Regions from separate parts of the Mus musculus genome. Here all the other regions are linked to region 3. A link is a loop called in an ENCODE intact Hi-C map of the cell type or tissue named here. Cell type or tissue: gastrocnemius. All regions are shown on one strand. Region 1 holds the start of 4930470P17Rik (RIKEN cDNA 4930470P17 gene). Region 2 has its middle 12 kb from the start of Gm16796. Region 3 overlaps Dok5 (docking protein 5).

Region 1 (5,000 bases), 270 kb after region 3:
AAGAGAAGGAGATAGACAGTTGACTGGGGCCAGGACTCTTTGGTGGGGCAGCTGCCTGTGAGCTCCTCTGTTTGGGGTTGGCATTGGTTATTCCTGTCAACTTGCCACAGCCTAGAATCAGCCAGGAAGAAACTTTCAACCTAGACATTCTCTAGGTCAGATCAGCCTGTGGGCATTTGTGAGGATTGTCTTGGGTATTAATTGACACAGGAAGACCCAGCCCACTGTGGGTGGCACCATTCCCTACAAGGGGCTCCTGAAACAGCCTTAAGAAAGCAGAGAGCTGGATGAGAGCAAGAGGGACACATGAGAGCATCTATTCTCTCTGCTCTTAACCACGGATGCACTGTGCCTGGCTGCTTGACTTCCTGCCCTGGCTCGCCCCTAATGCTGGGCCGCAATCTGGATCTGCAAACTAAGCCAGCCTGTTCCTCCCCTGTGTTGCTTTAGGTCAGGGTGTTTCATCACAGCAACAGAAATGAAACTCGTACCGAATACACGGGTGTGTTTGATGTCTCCTTCAGGAAGACTTTACAACAGGACTCTGGAGGTTTAAATGCACATGAGTAAGTGCCATGGCCCTCTCAGTTTTTTCAGCTCAGAAAACTGACAGGTGAGGTGCTTTGCACTGTAGAGGTGGGAGTGAGACACAGTCTCCAGTGTAGAGCTCCTAGTACTCGCATGGCTTTGTTCCATGGGAGAGATATTTCTGGATAGTAATCTGCACTGTGCACGGACATAAGCAGAACACTGTAATACGAAGTAAAACGAACAATTCCTATACTCTCGGGCCAGAGCCTAATGAGGGAAATAGACAAACCAACAGAATCCGTGGCCATGGTTGGAGGACAAAGGTCAGAGGTGACAAGAGAGTGCTCTGAGTGGAGGCTCCCCAACCCGAACCATTTAAAGGTGAAGTCATACGGGATGGGATGGGGAGGACAGCATAGCAGGCATGGAATGTCACTCGAGAAGGCTCAGAAGCTAGAACATTCTAAAGGGCTAGACGAAAAGTAGCCATGGCAGCTTAAACAAGAGATTTCCCCCATTGGACACTCTGTCCCCAAATGAGAGATGTGCCCCCACTGTCTTCTGCATTGAGCACTCCATCCCCAGGTGGTGGCATTGTCTGGGGAGTTTGGAGTTTCCTTGCTGGAGAAACTATGTCCTTAGAGCTATAAGAGTAAAAAGCCTTTTGATGTCTGCTCTGTACTTAAGTAAAATTGAGGATATGGTCTCTCGGCTTCCTGCTCCTCCTGCCATGACTGCATCTTGCTGCATCCTCCCTATCTGGGATGAACTCTTATGCTCTGGAGTGCTGAGCCAGCGTGACCTTTTCGCCCATAAGTAACCTTGGTCCTGGTGATTATCACGTCAAACAGTAGGTAAGCTGTCTGGGGAAGAAGCCGTGAGGAAGGAGAGGCAGGCGGTCAGAGGCCTGTTTGGGATACATTCAGCTGCGGGTCAGAAGGGCACCTGGGTGAGTGGGTTCTGCGGCACGGAATATATTATTTCACTGAACGAGACGCCTGGAGGCAAGATGCTTACGTGACCGGAAATTCAAAGTCTAAGACTGTCCTAGGGGCTGTGTCCTTCCAGCTCCCTGCCCTGCCTTCCTCAGGATGTAAGGTTTGTCCCTCTGCCTGCAGACTGATGGGTCTCAGACAAGGCTGCTGCCGTCTCTGGAATTTTCTCCCTCGGTAGCTCTAGTTGGGAAAAATTCATTAACTCCTCTAAATGGACAAAAATTACTCAAGGGGATGAATTCTAGTGTCCATGTCTGTACGAGTTACTCTTCTGTCGCTGTGGTTAAAACGCCGTGACCAAAAGCAACTTAAAGAAGAAAGAGTTCATTTCACCTTATGGTTCCAGAGCGGTAGCACTCTTAATGGTGAGGTGGGTGTGGTAACAGGAGCCAGAACAGGAAGCTGGCTAGTGACATTTCCATCCAGAAAAGCACACCGGAAGTAGAGGGAGAGAACAAGAAGTAGGGAAAAGCTCTAACCCTCTCAAAGCCTTCCCCAGTGACGTACTTCCTCCAACAAGGCTCCACCTCCTAAAGGTTCCATAACTTCCCCCAAACAGCGCCACCCACTGGAGACTCAAATACCTGAGACAACACTGTATATAGAGACAACATTTACATAGAACTGAATTGTGGGCTGTGGCCCAAACCAGGCAACCAAGAAGAAATAATGCTGTTAGACCAAAATTAGTTTGGACAAGGAGTAGTCGCTCCATCTCTTCTGGTGGAGGAGACTTAGAAGATGGATGGAATCTCCTTTCATCTGTCGATGGTCCTACATGCCTGAGGCCATAGCGATGGCCCACCGCAGCGTGCTTAGCACGAGGCCGAAAAGAACGACTGGCTTGGCCACTGCTGAAGAGCAGAGATTGAGTGAGTAACTTGCACGGTACCCAGAGCTCAGCTCCTTGCAAAGGTCAGCCATGTGAAGACTAGTTTCACAACTTCTGTCGTGTTCATGCATTGATGCATTTCATAGATTATCTCCTTTATAATGTATCTTTAAGCCATTTATAACATTGCTTTAATGACGTCTCTTTGTAAAGTAGCATATTTTTCACACAAGTGGGCTATGTGATTTATATTAGTATATTAAATTTAAAACCAGTATGTAGTGACAATTTTGGAGTTTTGGTTTCTTTGAAAAAAAAATACATTAGTATTATGGGAACGTGTTTTCGTTTTGATCCCTGGTGTGGGCTATGGGACTGCTTCAGGCCGACCACAGCAGCTGACTATGATTTGCCTTGTGCTCTAGCAGGGGCATGATTTTGCCAGCTGAAGATAGTTTCTGCAATTGTGTAATGTTTGGCATTCTGGGAACTTTTCAGAGGGCATAGAAAGGCTAGGGCCCGGAGAGGTGTGGTGGGTTGTTGTGAGTTGTTGGCTGTTGATGGTCAGAGTTTGTTAGGTAGTCATACACAAAGAAGAGAACAAGGAGAAAAAGAAGCCAGTTTCCTGACAGTGAAGAGCAAACTTGCCCCTAATCAGTAGGAAGTAGTCTAACGATAACATTGGCGCCTTTATTCAGGGATCTCGTTCCTTTCCTCTCTATCCTTTTTTCTCTCTTATCCGGTGTTATGGAGTTGAAAGAGAAGAAAAAAGGTGGAAGGAAAAAGTACCCACAAAGTAGCAAAAGATAAGCTACACCAGTACACCATAAACCAAAGATTTAAATATATATAAATAAAAAAAAGATAAATACATATTGAAGTAAATACAGAGGGAAAGAGATAATAAGCAAACACAGAGACAAGAAAGAGCTATAAATAGTGAGCTAAATTAGAATTATTACATTCCAAACAAAGACTCTTCTAGGCTGATGGCTCTGATCATGGATGTGTCCTTCATTTAATTAAGACTCACAAGCAAGACAGAAAAAGGTCTTGATAACATGATGGCACCAAATAGGTTTTCCATCATCCAGATAGCATCATGGGGAGAATATGACAAAGGGATTCTTGTACCCTCCTCTCCTGAACTAACGTTACTCAAAGCTGTGCCAGTCCACACAGGTCTTGCATGTGTCCCACACTTTAGGGGACGCCATTGTGTGTGGTGGGATTACCGATTCACTGTATATTGAGTGTGAGTGGCACAGACAGAGTTCAGTCTTAGGTTTTTCTCCTCAGCTACAAGGTAAAACATGGACTAGAGTGGGGACATACCTAAGTCACACAGGAGGAAGTCTTTGGTATTATCACCATCACCATCACCATCACCATCACCATCACCATCACCATCACCATCACCATCATCATCATCATTGTGAGATGTGCATGAGTCTCAGAGCTCATGTGGATGTCAGAAGACAACTTTGCAGAGTCAGTTCTCTCCATTCGACTTTATGTGGGTTCCAGGAGTCATATGCAAATCACCCGGTGTATACAGCAAGCACTTTTACCCCCTAAGCCATCTCACTGGCCCAGAGAAGTCTTGTTAAAGTGGCTTGTTTGTACCAAAATTCAGCACAAGATTATTTCTGTGAATCAAATAACCACAAAACACCTGAGTAATTAATCCGAGATGAATCCAAGATAACAGATCTCTGAGGAAACGCGGTGGAGACAGATCGTAAACCTGCACGGCTGATCTATGGTGCTCCACTGGGAACTGTATTTCATATCCACAAATGACTGTAAGACAATAGCTTCTGCTCTGTCCCCGGGGCAGGGAGAAATATTCATCATTGCCAGAGAGGCTGGGGCATAAAATATGTATTATCTTCATTTCCCTTTTTATTATCGGACCTAAATCTTAATCAGGAGGTATGGGGCTCTTTTGTGGATTCGGTCTTTTTGAGACAAGAGAAAGTGTGTGTAGCCACCTTCCAAAGGTGCCTCTCCCATCTATAATCTTCCCCACTCCAAAGTGGTAAAGTCAGGAGCTATCTCTAGTGGTGCCGATCCACAGCCCTACCCAGTGTACCCAACATCTTCCTGTGGGTTCCTTCCCCTGAGGGGAGAGGGAGCTAAGCAGACCACCTTCTTCTGAGATCCTAGCGACAGGTCAGTTTTATTTCAAGAACGTTCACTCTGCGGAACCAATGAGGCATTTGCACTTACTTACAGAGCACAGGTGAGAGGTCACAGGCAGGAACATGGGTGACCCCCAAAGCAAACACTCAGAAAAGGAGCTCCCCATGGCTTTGTAGGTGGCGCACCTCTCTATTAACCTCCCCGCTGCCTATATACTCTACCCTAGACTGAAACTCCAGTCCACATGCAATTAGGACAAAATTGCATACAAATAGCTGCAAGGAGTGCCTGGATGTGTCCAGTTTAGTATAACTGAGAATCCAAAGACCCTCCCACCCCATCCTCCTATGAGGGATCAACAGTGGTCCAGGGTGTCCAACTGTGATGAACTCTTGTGAGCAGATACGCCCACATGGTGAAGATGACACCTGTTTTGCTGGAAAGATCGGGCTCTATGACATGGATACATCTCAACCTCTCTGTTTCCAGTGAGTTCA
Region 2 (5,000 bases), 350 kb after region 3:
CCAGGCCTCAGCCACATTGGCATGAGTCAGCAGGAGGGACCAGGACCACCAGGGATACCAAGAGACCTTCTTTGCTGTCTTTCTCTCAATGAAGTGAAGATTAGAGACCAAGAGATGGGGGAAAAGTTAGTGCAACAGTCTCTGTGGTGTTTTCTTTTTTTTTTTTTTCTTTTTCTGTTTTGTTTTGTTTTGTTTTGTTTTTTGAGACAGGGTTTCTCTGTGTAGCCCTGGCTGTCTTGGAACTCACTTTGTAGACCAGGCTGGCCTCAAGCTCAGAAATTCACCTGCCTCTGCCTCCCGAGTGCTGGGATTAAAGGCATGTGCCACCACGCCCGGTGTAGTGTTTTCTTTTATGCTGAAGGGTTAAGGCAGGTAAATTTGCTTAGGACTCATGAATATCCTAGCGGAGGCAATGTGTTCAGGGTTCCTACTGTAACCGAGAATTCCTGGAAAAATGCGATGCTGGCAAAAGCTGATTGTCAGTGATGTGGGGGACATTGGAATGTTGCAGGCTCAGAGTCTGATCATAATTTCCCCGAGGCTATCCTTAGCCCCCTGCTATCCATTCCTTGCCCATGTCCGCGTCTGCCTTAACATTTTGTGTTTAACAGTAAAAACCTTGGGAATATGCAAAAACCCCCATTTCCCACCAATCTGAGGGCTAAGAATGCATGCTCACAGGCAGCATCCAAGGCTCACAGGTGAGGTTGTCTGCTTGGCTGTTCCATCTCTCTGATGTTCCCACCAAGGTCTTGATTCATGCCTGTTTTTTGTTCTGTTTCTATAAACACTTCCCTGAACTACTGCCATGTTGGACAACGGAATTTGGAGTAGCCAAATGTGTGCTCCTTGGCTGCCACCACTCATTATTGGCTCCAGAATCAACTCTTTCATCACGTTGGGGGTGAGAATTGTGGTTTTTGTGTTGACACTGCGAAAGTCACTTAGGAGTTGGTCCACACAATGTTAACTGTGGTGCAAGCTACACAAGGATGACGTCACCTCGCTGCATGGCTTTCAGTGGCCCCACAGGCCTCTGGGTTTTCACAGGGCCAAACACAGCAGGCAGTATTTATGGAGGGAGCCCTTACTCCATCCCGGGACTTGTGGGTAATGCACAGCATGCTGGAGTTGTCTCACACACTCCTTCAGCTAGGCTATGACAGGAGCTGCATCCTGGGTGGGAGGAGAAGCAAGAAAAGACACAGTGAGGTCCCACAGAGCCTTACCAGGTCCAGGTCTGCGCCTGCCCCACAGTGTAGCCTTCAAAAGTGGCTTCTCCAGTCATCTAAAAAAGTCAGAGTCTCCTCATTTGAAAAAGAGGGCTAACAGATTGAATCACAACAGTTCTAACTCGAGAAGTGGAGCGACTGGAGGTTCCCATTGTCCTCTTCCCTACCTTTCCCAGTATTTAATCCTCTAGAAAAAGCTGTCTTAGTCAGGATTTCTATTGCTTTGATATAATGCCATGACCAAAAGGCAAGCTGGAGAGGAAAGGGTTAATTTCAGCTCGTACTTCCAGGGAACAGTCCATCACTGAGGGAAGTCAGGACAGGAACTCAAACAGGGCAGGAACCTGGAGGCAGGAGCTGATGCAGAGGCCATGGAGGAATGCTGCTTACTGGCTTGCTACCCATGACTTGCTCAGCTTGCTTTCTTATAGAACCCAGGACCACCAGCCTTGGGATGGCCCCACCCACAATGGGCTGGCCCTTCTCCATCATTCACTAATCAAGAAAATGCTGTACAGACCTGTGTGAAGCCTGATCTTATGGAGGCATTTTCTTAATTGAGGTTCCTCCTCTAACATAGTTTAGCTCCTGTCAGGCTGATATAAACTAGCCAGTACAAGCTTTCGCAAAAATTAAAAATATACCAAGTTTCTGTCTTGCCCAGGAAGAGCATTCACATAACCACTGTGCCGTCGTTTCCTTTTGAAGTTATTTTTTTTGACTATTGCTGCGGTGGGTGGTTGTGATACAGCAGGTGTGTTGATGGCAGAGGGCAACTTTAGGGAGATCTTTCTACCACAAGATCCACAGACAGATCCATGTCAGAGCTGTGTAGCAAGTGCTTTCCCTGCTGAGTCATCCTCCTGCCCCATGGCATCCTTTCTTATCCCTGGCTGTGCTCCTGTTCCCCTAGAATTGTGCTCCCATTCCCTGGCTGTGCTCCCATTCCCCTGGACTTGTGCTTCCATTCCCTGGCTGTGCTCCCATTCCCCTAGAATTGTGCTCCCATTCCCCTGGAACTGTGTTCCCATTCCCCTAGAATTGTGCTCCCATTCCCCTGGAACTGTGTTCCCATTCCCTGGCTGTGCTCCCATTCCCCTGGACTTGTGCTCCCATTCCCCTAAACTTGTGCTCCCATTCCCCAGGACTTGTGCTCCCATTCCCTGGCTGTGCTCCCATCCCCCTGGAATTGTGATCCCATTCCTCTAGAATTGTGCTCCCATTCCCTGGCTGTGTTCCCATTCTCTGGCTGTGCTCCCATTCCCCTGGAATTGTGCTCCCATTCCCTGGCTGTGCTCCATTTCCTGGCTGTGCTCCCATTCCCTGGACTTGTCCCTTCTGGCTCCCCTGGGTCCTCCCACCTACTCCATGTGTAACCTTCCTATTAGGACCATATATCCCTTCTATCCCCTTTCTCTATTTTTGAAATAATAGACCCCAAGAAATTAGAATTCTTGGCCAAGCTTGAGGCCTGAAGACTTGAATTCAATCCCCAGGAATCAGAAAACTCCCACAGGTTGTCCTGTGACCTCCACATGTACGCTGTGGCTCACAGATTCTCTCTCTCTCTTTCTCTCTCTCTCTCTCTCTCTCTCTCTCTCTCTCTCTCTCTCTCTCTCTCACACACACACACACACACACACACACACACACACAGAGGCTGATTATAATTTTTTTAAAAAAGAAATTATAATTTCCCTGGAGTCTCGAGATAAGGACCTGGTGCCAGCCAGAAAGAAGGCTCGTCTCTGTGCTGCCTCCTTGGGGAGAGATTTCACATGTTGTAACAATTGTTACACCACTTTGCAGGGAAGACTGGACTGAAGACAAGGACAGGTGGACCCATGATGGACAGGACTCGGTTGTGTATACCTCTTAGCTTCTGTTTAACCCCAATCCCCGTGTCAAGACTCTGAAGACAGGCCTCACTGCTCCTTTTTCCCATCCGGCTGCACCGAGTGCAGTTCCTTTCCCTGCTTTCATTTGAAGACTGCCTTTGGGCTTCCATGAGCTCAGTCTCTTAGGGCTGCTAGGATCCGGTCGTTTGTAGTCATTTCCCCAGGAGTAGCATGCTGGGAAGAGAAAGCAGGCGCTGCAGCCTGTGCCTGCCAGTTGGGTGCTTGTTTCCTGGACAAAGCTTCAACAGCCTGCCTGACCACCGTGCAGGAGAGAGCAGAGCAGAGGCAAAGATGGGCCAATGAGCGGCAGTGTCTTAGTTAGGGTATCATTGCTGTGAAGAGACACCATGACCAAGGCAACTCTTATAAAGGACCTTTAATTGGAGCTGGCTTACCGTTCAGAGGTTTAGATCATTATCATCATGGCGGGAAACACAGCGACATGCAGGCAGACATGGTACAGGAGGAGCTGAGAGTTCTATACCTTGATCCACAGGCAGCACAAGGGACCGTGTGACACAGTGGGAGTCACTTGAGCACAGGAGACCTCAAAACCCACCTCCACAGTTTCTCCAACCAGGCCACATCTCCTAATAGTGCCACTTCCTATGGCCAAACATCCAAACTCATGAGTCTATGGGGGCCAAACCTATTCAAGCCACCATAGGCAGGAACATACTGACGAGAACCTCTTAGCTTGTCCGCAGGCCAGCACCCTCAAAGGCAACCTTAGGTTGTGGGAGGCCACTGGACCTGTTTATTTGTTCCTCTTTCTATCGCAGCCTCTGAGCAAAACCTCTGTTCTCTGCTTTCCACCATTGCAGGCCTGCTTCAGCACAGCTTGTCAGAGGGGTGGGGGCCGAGGATCTGACCCTCGAAACGCAGGTAACAGACACTGCTCCCCCGAAGCCTTTTCTTTAAGGCCTTTCCTTCCAGCCAGCAGCACCGGCTTTAAATCTGCAGCCTGTCTCCTTCCCACCACTGCTAGCCTCCTGGTAGGAATACGTTCACATCACCCACAGCTTAATCTTTTACAGTCACTACCAGCAGCCCAAATGCCTCCAGCCACCCTGAACCCTAAGCCTTGGGGTCGAATAGCATGATGCTCCTGTCTGGTTACCTGGTTCAAGGATGGTCTGTGCCAGATTGGCAGGTAGGGCTCCAGTCCGCTCTGCAGGCTCCGAAAGCACAGCGTTGTTTGAACCAGGCCCGTTTTCTTGCTGGTTCAGAATCACCTCAGGCCTGTGTTTTAGTTCGCTTGTGTGGTTAAAACAGACTGCCTGGGGCAGGTGGTTTTTCAGAAACAGTTTTTCCTTCCTACAACTCCGGAGGTTGGGGAGCTCGAGGGCACACAGCCAGCATCCAGAAAGACCTTCCTGCTGTGTCATCCAAGGAAGGCAGAGGACAACCAACGGGGACCAGACACATTCTATAGCAAGTCATTAGTTAACACTGACCCAGTTCTAGTGCAGGGCCCTCAGGTCTCTTGATTTGAAGAAGTTTTGAATTTTTTTTTTACATTTTATCTTTAATGATGTGTATGTTTCTGTATGGGGTTATTTGCATGAGTGTGGGGTGTATGTGCCTTCTGAGGCCAGAAGATGATGACGGATTCCCTGAAGCTTAAGTTATGGGTGGATGTGAGCCACCCAGCATGGGTGCTAGGTCCTCTGCAAGAGCAGTACTTGCTCTCAGTTTTTAACCCCTGAGCTACCTTTCCAAACCCTTGGCTTTTGAGACAGTCTCACCCTATAGCCCAGGCTAATTTAGGTCTCACTATATCACCTATTTCCTGACACACACCTCCCCCCACCCTCATTTCTCTAATAGCACATTAACTAAAAGCTTGAGAAAGGAAAATCCTTGTGAG
Region 3 (5,000 bases):
CCTACTCCAACAAGGCCACACCTCCAAATAGTGCCACTCTCTGGGCCAAGCATATTCAAACCTTGACACCTGGCTTACCATCTTTCCCCGTGACCTTTCTTAACAGCAGCACGTGTGTAGGAAGGGTAGCACATGTGCTCAGAAAACGAGTGAACTCCCCAGCGGAGCCACTGGCTCCAAGAATCTATCCTCCTGAGAATGGGCATGAACTTGCACGCTCTGGGCTCAACCCCATGAAAGCATTCTGATCTTAGCACGTGGGCCTGTGACTCACACTGGGGCAAGGGCCTCCTCTCAGAGCTAAGGACCATCTGATGACACTGCCAGGGCCTCAGAGCCTGGGTCCCTTGACAATTGCTCCACCTGTGAGTCCCATGATACTTAGAACGAATTGATTGATGTTTCCAATCCTTAATTCTTTACAATAGAGAAGATGATGAACTGGGGGGGGGGGAGGAGGAGGAGGAGGAGGAGGAGGAGGAGGACTAGCTGCTCTTGCCAGCTCCAGCTGTGGAGGTCATCACCAGGAGGATGGAAATAAGGCCAGCCATATGGTAGATTCCAGCAGGCACACATGGCACCATGCTTTGGTTTCCTGCCTGAGGAATGACACGGGGGCTTGCTTTTCCTTGGTTTCATTTTGAAATGAATGATTTTTATCTGCAAGGCAGACTGGTGAGGGTGCTCTGGAAATCCTGACTCAATGGGAAATCTCTGATGCAAGACTGAAGATTCTGAACGTGACTGATAAGAGGGCTGAGAACGGTGCCCTGAGCTGAGGCCAGGCACTCCACGGCTCACATGAGAAGCCGTCAGGCTCCTCCTCTGCTACCCCCTCCCCAGATCCTCTGCAATGTTAGACTTAAAACAGGATTCAGGCCTGACACTACTATGCTCAGCACCCTCAGCACACCGTGTACAAAGGAGTCTTGACCACCGGTTCCCGTCATCCAACCCCCTTCTCCATACCCCACTCATCTCTGCCTCAGGACATTTGCATTCACCAATCTGACTAGGAAGAACGTTGTCTTGGGCTGGAGAGATGGCTCAGCACTTGAGAGCACTGACTGCTCTTCCAGCGGTCCTAACTTCAATTCCCAGCAACCACATGTGGCTCACAAACATCTGTAATGGGATCCGGTGCCCTCTTCTGGTGTGTCTGAAGACAGCTACAGTGTACTCACATACATGAAATAAATAAATAAATCTTTAAAGAGGAGGAGGGGGGGGGAGAAAGTTTACTTTTTCTCCTTAATCCTCCATATGACTGCCTCTTCTAGAGTTAAAGTTTTGTCATAAATGCTATGGCTTCTTCCGACAGCTACCTGATGGAGACAAGACCCTCAAGCCAGTAACTATGCCTCCCTTTGTGTGAACGCTTTCTATAAAAACTATAAACATATTCCCTGTGGCTGTTACACGTATCAGATTTGAGATAAATGTCTAATTGTCACTCACGACTCTCCATTAGCTTGCAAGCTGCTAGGAGGAAGACACATAGCTGCCATCCTCAGGGCGCTGGCTCAGTAAACAGGCACTGTGTCGATGGGAGGAAAAAGAGGAGAACGCTACGTCCTCCGTAGATAGCAAATCTCAGAGGCATCGATAGCTCTTCTGGGCCCTAAAGTTTTAGTACCAAGGAAATTTAAGACGCTAGTATGTTAGGTGCCCCACAGAGAGTAACTTCTTTTTTTACATTTTATTTCTTTAGTTCATGTGTGCTCTTCTCACATGTACACGTGTTGCTGCACACATGCTGAAGTCTGAGAACTTGGGGGATTGCGTTCTCTCTCTCTCTCTCTCTCTCTCTCTCTCTCATCACCTAGGTCCTCAGGATGGAACTCAGGTTGTCCGCTCAGTGTCTGATGTACTTAACCACCGAGGCACCTCGCTGGCCTGACCATAGAGCTATCTTTGCAGGACACCAGTTTTTACATTGTGAATATTTTGCCATCTTCTCCATTGTGAAATCTTATTTATTTATTTATTTATTTATTTATTTAAATCTCCTGCATTTCTGAGAGGCTCCTTCAGATATGTGGGCCAACAAAACTATGTTCACTGGTTCTCTTGCATGGATTTCTCTCAGATTTTACGCTAAGGGCTCACGTGTTCGCTTTGTATTCTCCTAACCACAGAAGAGTTCTTCTACAGGGAAACTGGAAATCATGGGAGTGGCAGAGAAGATGAAGTGAGTCCACTTTCATGAATGTAGCACAAGTGTAGCCAGATGCTTCCTTCACTGCGCCACCAATAATAAAACTCTATTCCCAGGCCTACCAGCAGGTGGCGCTCTAAGCCTAAATTTGGGACAGTGAGACCTATTTTTCTCAAACCTGTCTGATAAATTCTGGTTTTTAGATTAATCACTTAGAGACGCCTTGAAACTTCAGCTTGAACTTCATCGGCGTAGGTAATTTGAGCAGAGTCAGCCCTTCCTTGGCTACTTATCCAGCCACTCAGGATCCATCTTTCCAACATCTATGAACAGTTGCTGGCAGCTTGAGAAACAGGGGACGAGGAAGACCCAGTGGGGCTTGGAAGAGGCTCAGTTGGTAGACTGCTTGCTTCACGTGCACAGAGCTCTGGGTTCTGTTCTCCAAGCACGATGTCACAATCCCAGCATCAGGACATGGAGACAAGGGCATCAGAACTCAAGGTCCTCCTTGGCTACACAGTGAGTCTGGATCCAGCCTGGGCTACATAAGATCCTGTCTCAGGAAGAAAGAAGCCCCCTGCTTCCTCACATCCCACCTTTCAATACAAGATGACGACCCCATGCAGGATCCAGAAGACACCAGGATCGAAAAGCAGCTGTGGCATGCCTGCCCTCCTGGTCACCATTGCTTCCCAGAAGTGTAGCGATTACTAATAAACAATGACATTCCAAGTGTGGTCTGGTTCCCATTGAGGAGCCTGGCTCCTTCATCTCAGGAGTGCCACTAGCCAGCTTTGTGCACCAACAACAAACAGTCCAAGGAGAGACATGGCAAGTGAGGAAGGACGAATTGGAGTTGTAGAGTTGTGGGGATGGCAGTATATTCCAGAAAAAGGAGGAGGAGGAGGAGGAGGAGGAGGAGGAGGAGTAGGAGGAGGATGTGGAGCAGGAGGAGGAAAAGGAGGAGGGGGAAAGAGGAGAGTAAGAGAAAGGAAAAAGAGGAAGAGGAGGAAGAGGAGAAGGAAGAAGAGAAAAGAGGAAGAGGAGGAGGAGGAGGAGGGGAGGAAGAGGAGGAAGAAGAAGAAGAAGAAGAAGAAGAAGAAGAAGAAGAAGAAGAAGAAGAAGAAGAAGAAAGGAAGAAAGGAAGAAAGAAAGAAAGAAAGAAAGAAAGAAAGAAAGAAAGAAAGAAAGAAAGAAAGAAAAAGAAAACAGCAGCAGCAGCTTGCCCAGGGAGGGTTGTCAGCAGGAAATGCTGAAGGGCAGCTGTGTGGCTTGAGCACATAGCAGATATGGATTACAAAAGATTTTTTTTCTGTGATCACCCATCTCTCTGTCCATCCATCTGCCCATCCATCCATCCATCCATCATCCATCCATCCATCCATCCATCCATCTATTCATCCATCATCCATCCATCCATCCATCCATCCATCCATCCATCTATTCATCCATCCATCCATTTATCCATCCATCCATCCATCCATCCATCCATCCATCCATCCATTCATTTATTCCTACATGTGATGGTTAGTTTGAAATATTAACTTGTCAAACTTTAGAATCACCCATGAAAAGACTCTCAGTCGAAGAATTATCTAGCTCAGGTTAGCCTGAGAGCATGTCTGTAGGCAACTGTCCTAACTCTTACTTGACCCAGAGCTCACTGTGGGTGGCACTGTTCCCTATGCTAAGTCCTGGGCTGTATAACAGTGCAGAAAGCTTGCTGCACCAGGAAGCAGCAGCTTGAGATCATGGCTCAGTCTACCACCTGAGCCACATCCCTGGCCACATTGCACCGGCTCTCTGCTCTTGGCTGTGGATGTCATGTGACCAGCTGCTTGGGTGTCTGTCTTGACTTCCCATGCATAGACTACAGCCTGGAGCTGTGAGCCACAATAAACCCTCCCTGTGTTGTCCTTGGTCAGGGTACTGTGAGCTCAGTCTCACAGGGTACTGTGAGCTCAGTGCTAGCATGCTCTTTCCAGTGTAGAGCTGCACACACCATCAGATCCTGCAGCAAGGATGCTCCCACGCAGGTTTGTTGGTTGGCTTGCATATCAGTCAGATGTGAGTGAGCCAATTCCCTTGCACTAAAGTATCAGAGGGGGCGTTTAAAGGGATAAGAAAGTCTAAGTCGTGTTGAATTGGGGAATCTTTTGGTCTCCCAGTGAGCAGACCTGTACCCTACTTCAGAAGGTTTGTTTCTCAAGAGGAAGGGATCTCTTCCTCCCTTGTTGTCCTAGAGCAGTGGTTCCTACCAAGCGTGTTCAGGAGAAGCACCGCGGGTCTTGTTCAAGCACGGCAGGCTGGAGGAGCCCCACCCCTCTTATTTTACAATGGATGGAGAAGGTCCTAAGACTCTGCATACCTGACAGTTCCCCAGCGGTGCTGACCCCATTAGTCTTGAGCCTGGAGGGCTGATTCTAGAACCTGGACTCTAGCCCTTGGCCACACTTTATACAGGTGTCCCTTCAAAAGACTGGTTGCTGAGCCTCTTCCTGGGACCTCAGGCCTCTGGCCTGTTGTGCCTCTGGCTAAGGGCCAAAGAATCTACATTTCAAACAGATCCCCCAGGACAGTGTGATAGATGCAAACGTTTGAGGATCAGGAATCCAGAAAGATGAAGTATCCAGGGTCATGAGGCCTCAATGGAGGTCCTCAGCTCGGGAGGTGGCATGGTGGGACACAGCAGCTTACCGGACCTCCAAGCACGAGGCCCCAGGCAGGCAGTGAACCCTGCTTACCTTGCAGGACGCCCCAGGCAGGCAGTGTGCCCTGCTTACCTTGAAGGTGGTACAGCTGTCCTGTGCTGTGCTGCCTCGTGATATGCTGCCAGTAGGCG

The links. Hi-C counts contacts between places; a loop is a spot of excess contacts. Peaks named below come from ENCODE experiments on the same cell type or tissue, not always from the same donor. Only the 100,000 strongest peaks of a DNase experiment are listed, where the experiment ranks them.
Region 1: it touches region 3 in a loop (9-fold over the local background); 18 of 42 quality-filtered maps call a loop at or near these places.
Region 2: it touches region 3 in a loop (9-fold over the local background); 39 of 42 quality-filtered maps call a loop at or near these places.

What each region holds. Positions count from the first base shown.
Region 1 is chr2:170,598,435-170,603,434 of GRCm38, reverse strand. 4930470P17Rik (RIKEN cDNA 4930470P17 gene) reads left to right here and starts at 1,418. Exons shown (of 2, transcript NR_027825.1): 1 at 1,418-2,398. In gastrocnemius, a CTCF peak has its summit at 2,129 (motif pointing left); no DNase peak of the experiment used is centred here.
Region 2 is chr2:170,521,118-170,526,117 of GRCm38, reverse strand. No RefSeq gene overlaps it. Among named protein-coding and RNA genes, the nearest start is that of Gm16796, 12 kb to the right of the region's middle. In gastrocnemius, no CTCF peak of the experiment used is centred here; a DNase peak (open chromatin) is centred at 2,466.
Region 3 is chr2:170,870,873-170,875,872 of GRCm38, reverse strand. It overlaps Dok5 (docking protein 5), which reads right to left. Exons shown (of 8, transcript NM_029761.4): 7 at 4,942-5,000. Among named protein-coding and RNA genes, the nearest start is that of Gm35033, 98 kb to the right of the region's middle. In gastrocnemius, a CTCF peak has its summit at 2,281 (motif pointing right); a DNase peak (open chromatin) is centred at 2,287.